Regions from separate parts of the Homo sapiens genome. Here regions 1 and 2 are each linked to region 3. Evidence: chromatin contacts called from ENCODE Hi-C data. All regions are on one chromosome and are shown on one strand. Each heading gives the region's core, a stretch centred on a gene start or an enhancer-like site at or near the end of the contact. The rest is flanking DNA. Distances are from core to core; before and after follow the strand shown. Region 1 holds the start of FAM241A (family with sequence similarity 241 member A). Region 2 holds the start of DNAJB14 (DnaJ heat shock protein family (Hsp40) member B14). Region 3 holds the start of INTS12 (integrator complex subunit 12).

Region 1 (2,804 bases), core at 38-2,537, 6.4 Mb before region 3:
ACATCTATTAATGCATTTAGTGATGATACTGGAATTTGTGAAACGTGACAGAAAGGACAGATGAAGAAAGATGAGGAGAGACAGGTATTAATTGTCCTAACAGTACAGGCTGTAATAAAGGCCAATAATCATTTGAATTCCTGCTCCTTAATGTGAGTCTAAAGAGCGGCTTACCTCAGGTATTTGGAAAGTCTAAATACTGTATTTGCTGTAGAAAATTCATCCAACATACAATTCAATTTTTAAAATTAAACCTTTTGCCTAATCTTTAAGATATTTGATGTTATAATGCCCATTATCACACTTTATTTAAATGAGATAAACTCAGAGAGTTTAAAAAATTACGCAACTTCTCTTTTCCCTTACTATGGCTGGCCTCTTATAACCGAAAGCAATATTCTTGCCTCTCCACTTTTTAACTGAAGCTTTGATCTCATCTGTATTTATGAAGAACGTGCTCTGGGAGAGTCCCTGTCAAGACATTCATTGTAACACCCGCTCCTACTCATGCTTTCAGCGCTGCCCGTGGACGGAATCCACCCACACCTTCCAGACACGCTAGGTGTGGGCTCGGAAACGCAAGATGGAGGGCGGGAGGGGAGCCGGCGTCTCCTAAACCTGGCGCAGGGCACGGACTCGAAGTTGAAAAAGAAGTGTTTACAAGTGAGGCTTTTAAATAAATCACCGCTATGGAGGGCATTTCCTCCGAGCCCTGGGCGCCAGCCTGAGAATCCTCTGCCGGACGCCAGGGGACGAACCACGCTGACCCCGCCAGACACGCGACCCCGGGGCCGGCGCTGGCGTCTGCACTCGCGCGACCCCGCCGCTCCTCCTGGGAGCGCCGTCTAACCGCTCCCGGCGACGACTTCCCAGAGCGCCGGGGAGCCAGTGCCCACGCGGGGCAGAGCTGCGGCGCGGCCCGCGGGCCGGGCCCCTTCCCTCCAACGCCGGGCGGGGCTCGCGGCCCCCGACCCGGCCGCTTCGCCGCCGCCCCTCCCCGCGCTCACCTGCTCGCTCTCCTTCGGCCGCTGTCCGCGCCGCCGCGGGCTCGCCCCGGGATCCCACCCGGTCCCTGCCGCCTCCCGCTCCGCCAGCGCGTCCCCGTCCTCGTCGCGTTCCCCGCCGTCGCCGCCCCGCAGCAGCTCCCCGGCTGAGCACATCCCGCAGCCAACTCCTACCGCCCCGGACAGCCGCCGGAGGACCACGCCGCGACGCACCAGGCAGCGCCGCCGCCCGAAGGCTGCCCTGGGATCCGCCGCACCCGCCGCTGACAGGAGCCGCCGGAGCGCGCCCCGCCGGCCTGGGCGCCTGAAGTACCAGCCCGGCCCCTCCTGTCACTGGCTCGCCCAACCCCCGGCCGTCGGGGCGGAGCCGTACAGGGGAGGGGCCAAGACAGGGGGCGGGGCCAACGGTGTGTTGGGGGGCGGGGGTGTGTGTGTGAGATTGAGAGAGAGGCCGACAGACTGAGAGAAGAAGGGTGTTGTGTGAAAAACTATGGACATACACTGCATGAGGGAGATTGTACATGAGAGAGGCTGTGTGTATGTATGAGGGATATTGTGTGTGCGTAAGAGACCGTTAGAGAGTGTGAGAGAGACGCTGAGCGTGATTTGTGTGTGTGTGTGAGAGAGATTCTATATAAAAGAAACTGCGTATAAGAGATTGTATGCACTTTGGGAGGCCGAGGCGGGCAGATAGCTTGAGCCCAGGAGTTGGAGACCAGCCTGGGCAACCCCATCTCTACTAAAAATAGAATTAGGCGGGCGTGGTGGCGGCAGTGTGGTCCCAGCTACTCAGGAGGCTGAGGTGGGAGGATCGTCTCAGCGCGGGAAGTCGAGGCTGCAGTGAGCAGAGATCACACCACTGCACTCCAGCGTGGGCGACAGAACCAGACCCCGTTTCAGAGAGAGAGAGAGAGAGAGAGAGGAGGGGGGGGGGAAAGAGAGAGAGAGAGAGAGAGAGAGAGAGATTGAGATTGTATGTGTATGCAAGAGACTGTGAGAGAGAGATTGTATGAGGGAACAACAGAAACTGAGAGAGATCAAGTGTGAAAGAGAAATTACTTGTGTGAGAGAGCCAGTGCATATATTTAAGAGAGAGCGCATTTGTATAAGAGATTAGTGTGTGTGGGTTTGTATGTGAGAGAGAAACACACACATGCACCCAGTTACACTCTCCAGCAGAGTACCCCTGTTCTTGCCTGAGTATCTGCCCGTCCTTTTCAAGGAAGACACATTTCACTGTCCCTCTTGTTCCTTTAGCCTCCTTTCCTAGTGTCTCACTGAAGGTCTGTGTATTTGTCCCTTTCTGTTGAGTGCTTCCTAGTGTGTGTTGTTTGTTGGAGCCTTGGGTCGTTTGATGGTGTATCAAATGATGTATCTTTCTGTAACTGGGTAAGAATATGTCTTTCTCAGTGGGTGGTGAGGGGAATATATCCAATTGATAATTATTTTTTGTACTACTCCATCCATTTTATTCAAGGAAAATGGAAGGGTGTTTAAATAAAATATCACTTTTTTTTCTGTGTATGCCTTATCTGTACATTGGGAAAACGATGGGTTATTGTACAGGTAAAATACAGAAAAGTAAATATGGAAAGTAAACATGTGTACACATGGAGAAGAGTAAGAGTTATTTGGGATCTTCTATTAAAATGTTTTCAGGCCCAGAGAAGGAATTAAAATAGGCAGAATCTCATAGGCTTATTTTAAAGAAGTTTCCTGTTTTTTGTAGTCAGGAGATTCTCAGTCTTTCTCACACACCCACAATCTCTCATACACACAATCTCTCTCATACACACATGA
Region 2 (3,061 bases), core at 373-2,872, 5.8 Mb after region 3:
TTCTGAAGTAGTGGGTTTTGATTGAGTTGACTGTTTTTAAAAAACTGTTTGGATTTTAATTGTGATGCAGAAGTTATAGTAACAAACATTTGGTTTTGTACAGACATTATTTCCACTCTGGTGGATAAGTTCAATAAAGGTCATATCCCAAACTAGTTGTGTATTAAATTTGCTTGGTTGTAATAGGAACTTGTTTTGAGTATCTCATCTAGCAGCAATAACTAAGCACATTTCTTTGTGACTGAACTGTCAAATCTGTAGATCAACAAAGTGAGATAGCCCAAGTATATTTTTTTAATGTTATATGAGCTACTAAAGTTTTAATTTAAAAAGTTGGCAGGAGCTGGAGTGGGATTGTCAGTTTCTTAGGCTAAGTGTGACCATTTCAGTTTGTACATTGGCTTCGCTTGCTGTGTGACAGCACTGCACTAGTATGCTGTTAGCATGGTGGACTTGGGGAGGGAGAGAATAGGTAGGAATGTCCTGTATATCCACAGAATGAACTCCGAATTTAAACTTTAAAGATAATAGTGCTACGTGCCAGGCCCTGCTTTGAAGTCTGAAGTTGTTAAGTACTCAGTAACATCATTGGGGATATACTATCTCCATTTTATCGAAGAGAAGCAGGGTTTCTTATTTGAAAGTACCGAGTTATGGTAGTTAGCAGAATTAACAGCTTGGCTCACAGCATTATGTAAAAATTGTTACCTTGTGGTTGGGTTGAGCAGGTCATTTTGACAGTTTGTCATGTTTTTTTTTAAAAAATTTGCACATAGCAAACATTCCCCCCACCCCCACCGCGAAGACTAACAAGACACGGTACTTCCAAGTGGTAATGTTATCCAAATGGGACGGAAAAGGTGAAATCAAAAGTTTGCTTTCGTTAGGGCAGCCCCTGAGGGGCTGATTCCTGCCTTGTTTTGGCTACACAGGATTAAGGTCGATCTGCACCACTCGTTGCAAGCTACAAATTAAACTGCTTTGTACTTTGGATAGCCAGACATCCGGGTCAGAAAAAATGTAGCTGAAATAAGGCTGCCATACAAGCCCTAAGATTAGGTTCAAACGACGCTCTAACGTGTCCCGGAAGTGCTGAGACTGGACTGACACCTTGGTCCTCACCTGACCGCATCCTCCCTCGCTTGAGGGGCCCAGAGGCGGAACCTCCAAGTCCTGGCAATTTTACTGAAAACGAGTGTCCCCTTCCCGGACCCTGTCCTCCTGGCCTGAGCTGCGAGGGCCTCGCCTGGAGGTCACAGGGCACGGCGCTACCAATGCCGGCAATCGGGTCCCGGGCGGAACCCCTCCCCGCGATGGGCAGCCCGGCTGCTATCGTCCGCCTCCCGGGCAGGTCCGCTTCGAGCCTGCTGGCGCCGTGCGCGGACCACCGAGTCAGCTCGGACGCCCCGGCCCAGGAGGTTGGTCCTGGGCCGGGACGGATGCGGATCGCGCCCTAGGGGCCCGCGGGGGGCGGGGAGGCCGCCGTGAGGAGGCGGAGCTGCGAGGCCCGCCCGTCCGCCCGGGCCGTCGCAGCCGCTGCCGCGGTCCCCTGCGCTCCTCCCCGCTGCCGCCGCACGCCCCCAGCCGGTCCCGCCTCGCCTCCTCCGCGGCGGCGGCTTCCGCCCTTCTTAGCTGCGCTGCCGGAGGAAACGGAAGAAGGAGCAAGCTATGGAGGGGAACAGGGATGAGGCTGAGAAATGTGTCGAGATCGCCCGGGAGGCCCTGAACGCCGGCAACCGCGAGAAGGCCCAGCGCTTCCTGCAGAAGGCCGAGAAGCTCTACCCACTGCCCTCGGCCCGCGGTGAGACCTCAGCGTCCCTTCTCTTCCTGCCCAATCCCCAGACCACCGCGTAGCCCGCCCCTGCCCCCACCTCGGCCCCTCCTGGAGGCCTGCGGGGCCCCCGGCCTGTCTGAGCCAGCCCCAGCCCCAGGCCCGGTGGGGAGCATCCCGACACACCCCCGCCCTGGCCCCAGCCCCGGCTCCGGGCTGGGGCTCGGGGAATGCTGCGCGAGGTTCCTCTGCACCCGCCTGCCCGCCGGCTCCGCGTTCCGCTGTCCTAAATGTCCGGGTTTCATTCTCCCTGGAGGAGACTTGTCTGGTCCCGTCTTACCACAGTGAGGCTTTATTTGTATCTGTGTTGTTTATGTGGCCCCCTCCCTCCCCATTCTCAGTCCTACATAAGGCCTAGGCCCCTATCGAAGTGAGAGGAATGGTGTACTCTAGTGGCTAATCTCAGATTCCATGTTTCTGAGATCTGTAGAAAACTGTTCCCAAAGCAAACATCGAATACCTGAGATGACATTGCTTTTCCCTGGGAGAGAGTTCCTTTAAAAGAGAAGAGCACACTTTCGGCAAGAATGGTCAAGAGTCAGTAATGATTGCTGAAGAGTATCTGATTTGATAACACCATGATTATCGACGAACCAAATCTCTGAGGAATATGGTACTGGGTTTCCTTTAGTTGAAGTCAGCTTATTTATTTTCCTACTCGATAGGCTTCGGAGTAATAATAGCCAACATTTATTGAGCACAAAGTGCCAATAGTTGTGCCCAACATTTTGCATGGATTATTTCATTTATTCCTCAGAACAATTCTGTGTAGAGGTGCAGGATTCATTTGACCAGGTTTACCCACGTGGAAACAGACTTTCTGATAATTAATGAATGAATTAGCGAATGAATGAAAGTATCTTACCCAAGGTCACACAACAATTAGTAGCAAAGTCAGAATAGTAGCTGAACTTTCAGACTCGAAAAGGCCTTTAACCGCTACACTGTTGCCTTGCCATTAGTATTTCCAGGTTAAGAAGAAAGTTATCGATAGATTCAATTAATTGTAGAAAATTATTAATGAAAATATGGGGCCACTTGTTTTGTTGTCTCTTAAATTTTTTTCTCTACGTCGTTGAAGCCCTGTGCTCTTTGCTTTTCTCTCTATCCTTTCCATTACATTGCCTTCTAACACTATACCCATGAGGACAGGAAAATAAAATGAAAGAAAAGAGTTAATAATTTTTTAAGTTGTGGTTTAAAAACCTGCCAAATTTACGGTCTTAACTA
Region 3 (2,844 bases), core at 86-2,585:
GCAATCCTCTCAGTGGTGTATGCTCCCCATCAGGCAGTTAAAAAAAAAGAAAAAAAAACCCGCATAGCTTAATGTTTATTAAATATGACAGCGAATCACTTAGTTGTGTTATAACAGTTTATTATCATGGATTTAAATGACTATGTTTACATGTTTAAAATTATCACATCACTAGTTCTTGCTAGCTTTTGCATTTTCTCCTGTAAACATTGTTTTTACAGATAAGCTTAGGTAAAATAGAAATACACCACCTTCTTTATCAATAATGTAGCACACAATATATTACTAAAGCTGGCATTTTCTTGATATTCAAGAATTTATGACAAGGAATGGGATCCTGGCATTAAGAATAAAGGGGAAAAAAACAAGTCATCTCATCCCAAAACCAGGTAGAAAGTTGGGATGGGAAGTACGTGTATTAGCAAACGTTTTTGAAACCAAAGCAACTTTCATGCAAATTAAACTTTCTATAGAAGTTAAAAACCCAAGAGATACTGCTGTGATGACAAAACATAAGCAAATGGCCCCAAATGAAGCAAGTCCTTTGGAGTAAATGTTAAGTAGTATTCACATAGAACTGCTTTCTGCAATCAGGAAGGGCTGGAATGGAAAACTCAATGCCAAAGAGAGAAGAGAAGTTAGTGTGACCCAAGAGGTCTTGAAGTAACACTTAACAGCAAATATCAAACCACCCCAACCAACGCCTCCAACTGGAAGCTGCCCCATTTCTCCATCAGCAGAGGAAGACATGAGGGACTGGCTAGGGGGAAACTGGGAAACGCGTACTACCGAGAAGCCCAGAGCCCTCAACCCGCACCTTCAGCAGGAGTGGCCAAAAAGGAGTTTGAGGCGGCCCCAGGGCGGGAGAAAAATCAGGACGATGATACCACGCCCTTGTCCTTCCCACCCTTCCCCCGCATCCTCAGCCCTGCAGACCCCCGAAGAAAAGACCAGTTCTTAGGGGGTCGCGGAGGCTGAGAAGCCGGCGGCCCGAGCGCCCTCTTTACCTGGTCGCAGAGGCGCGGCCAGGCAGGGAGGGTGCGTGAGCGTGTCGGCGACCTGGGCCGCCTGCGCCTTCCCGCCCAGTCCGAGCTGGAATTCCAAGGCTGCCTCTGGGAGCTGCTGCCCGCAGACCACTCGCCTCCACAGACGCCAGGAGAAAAACGACAGCCACCTTATGTGGAAAATACTCGCGCCGGCCGTCATTCATAATCCGGCGGACCGGAAAAAGGGAAGTAACGTCACTTCCTACTGTCGCACTGCCAAACGTTTCCCCCGCCCCTACTGTGGGAACCTTTGTTTTCCTGCTTTCGGAGCCGGCCAGTGCGGGAACCGTTTCCGAAGGGACCACCGGGAACAGACGGATCGGCAGGGCGGGGCGGAACGGTGAGTTATGCTGAGCGACTCTGCTCCTGGCCTCCTGGAGGCTCGAGACCCCCGCGCCAGGAGCGAGGTGGGAGAGTAGCTACGTGGGGTATTAGTTTCCTCGCTCCTCAAGGGGAATCATAATTTACGGGCGGTTGCGTGCCCTAGACTGACTGCTCTCCCCTTTCAGTGAGGACTGTGCTTCCTCCGAGGGAGTTGCGGGCCGGGACATGCGGACCGAGCATATTTCTAGGTCTAGGGACAAGGGACTTGGAATCCTGCCTCGGACTTTGTCGGAGGGTTTTAGTGACTTCTCTACGTAGCTCCCTCATTGTCTCTCATCTTTTGGCTCCCCTGTCAAGGACCATCCCCCATTCTAGGACTTCGATGTGTGATGCTTTGATCAAAGGATTGACATTCCTTTTCTAAGTGTTTGCTGTCAGCTTTCAGCCACTTGATTGGTTTGGAATCGGAGCCTTTTCTCCTGCGATTCCAGGTGTCCCTAAGGTATCAGTGTTATCCAGAACCAAGAACTCAGTGGAGGAATGAAAAAGGCAGCATCTTTAAAATAATGTTTATTGGAAGGGGTTGCAAGAGCTTGCGAAGTCATGAAGAACAAAGTTTTTTAGAGCCATTATGAAATGGCAACGATAATACTGCACTCTATGTGAACAGTTTCTGTTTCCTTCATCTGGGGCACGTGCATATGATCAACTTTGGACTTCTTTTGAGATTGCCAGGTAGGGTGAAAAATGGATCTAGGAGAAAGCACATACTTATATTTATATATGAATGCCCAATTTAGACTGGAGAGATCACAGAAGCCTTATAAGGTGACATTTACGCAAAAAACCTAGTTCGTTCATTCGATAAATATTTTTGAGCCCTTATTAAGTTTCAAGCACTAGGGAAATAACAGTGAACAAAACAAGTTCCTGCTGTCATCAAGTTTACAGACCAGTGGGATTAATGAATTAAGCAAGACAGGCGAAAGATTGTGAGAATTTTACAGATAGGAACATTGTACTACAAGTCCCCAGTCGTGAAAGAGGTGATTGCTTTGCTTTTGCTTTTTTGATGTTTGGAGTTTTTTTTGTGGGGGCAGGGGTGAGTTACTTTTGTGATTTTTGCTGAAGGGACCTTGGAAATGGCTACAATTGTGTAGAAGGAGAGATAAGACCACTATACTTTGATCACTTAATTCCAGTAATTCTATAGCCATTATTTTGTTGTACTTTGCAAAGTGGCAAAGAGATAGGCAAAAAGATAAATATAGACTCTGCCCTTAAAGTACTCAGAGTTTTGTAGGGGACATAACACTTGTGCCAAAAAAAAAAAAAAATGCTTCAAGGGAGAAAGTTGCAATACCATGAAAAAGCACTATGAGATATCCTTGAATGGAGAGACTATTAATAGGGTTTGGAATGGAGAGGGGCACAGCAGCTGTCAGTCAAATCTTCATGAGAAGTATTTGAATAG

What was found. Hi-C counts contacts between places; a loop is a spot of excess contacts on that map. Pooled maps may share reads with other maps.
Region 1: a loop to region 3 is called in a pooled map, with 22 times the contacts of the local background. The contact joins the promoter of FAM241A here to the promoter of INTS12 in region 3. A Hi-C loop is called at or near these places in 5 of 50 pooled maps.
Region 2: a map of naive thymus-derived CD4-positive, alpha-beta T cell shows a loop between it and region 3 (10-fold over the local background). The contact joins the promoter of DNAJB14 here to the promoter of INTS12 in region 3. A Hi-C loop is called at or near these places in 1 of 168 maps with a recorded cell type or tissue (naive thymus-derived CD4-positive, alpha-beta T cell), 1 of 37 single-sample maps with no recorded cell type and 9 of 50 pooled maps.

The regions. Positions count from the first base shown.
Region 1 is chr4:112,143,937-112,146,740 of GRCh38, reverse strand. FAM241A (family with sequence similarity 241 member A) reads right to left here and starts at 1,287. Exons shown (of 2, transcript NM_152400.3): 1 at 1,008-1,287. The coding sequence starts at 1,160. RefSeq lists an enhancer at 377-516 and a silencer at 857-1,506.
Region 2 is chr4:99,945,179-99,948,239 of GRCh38, reverse strand. DNAJB14 (DnaJ heat shock protein family (Hsp40) member B14) reads left to right here and starts at 1,622. Exons shown (of 8, transcript NM_001031723.4): 1 at 1,622-1,801. The coding sequence starts at 1,669. H2AZ1 (H2A.Z variant histone 1) reads left to right here. Exons shown (of 5, transcript NM_002106.4): 5 at 1-152. RefSeq lists a silencer at 1,359-2,018 and an enhancer at 2,189-2,238.
Region 3 is chr4:105,707,180-105,710,023 of GRCh38, reverse strand. It overlaps INTS12 (integrator complex subunit 12), which reads left to right and starts at 1,335. Exons shown (of 8, transcript NM_020395.4): 1 at 1,335-1,386. GSTCD (glutathione S-transferase C-terminal domain containing) reads right to left here and starts at 1,240. Exons shown (of 12, transcript NM_001370181.1): 1 at 1,008-1,240. LOC124900747 (a long non-coding RNA gene) reads right to left here. Exons shown (of 2, transcript XR_007058214.1): 2 at 1,928-2,123. RefSeq lists an enhancer at 1,011-1,260.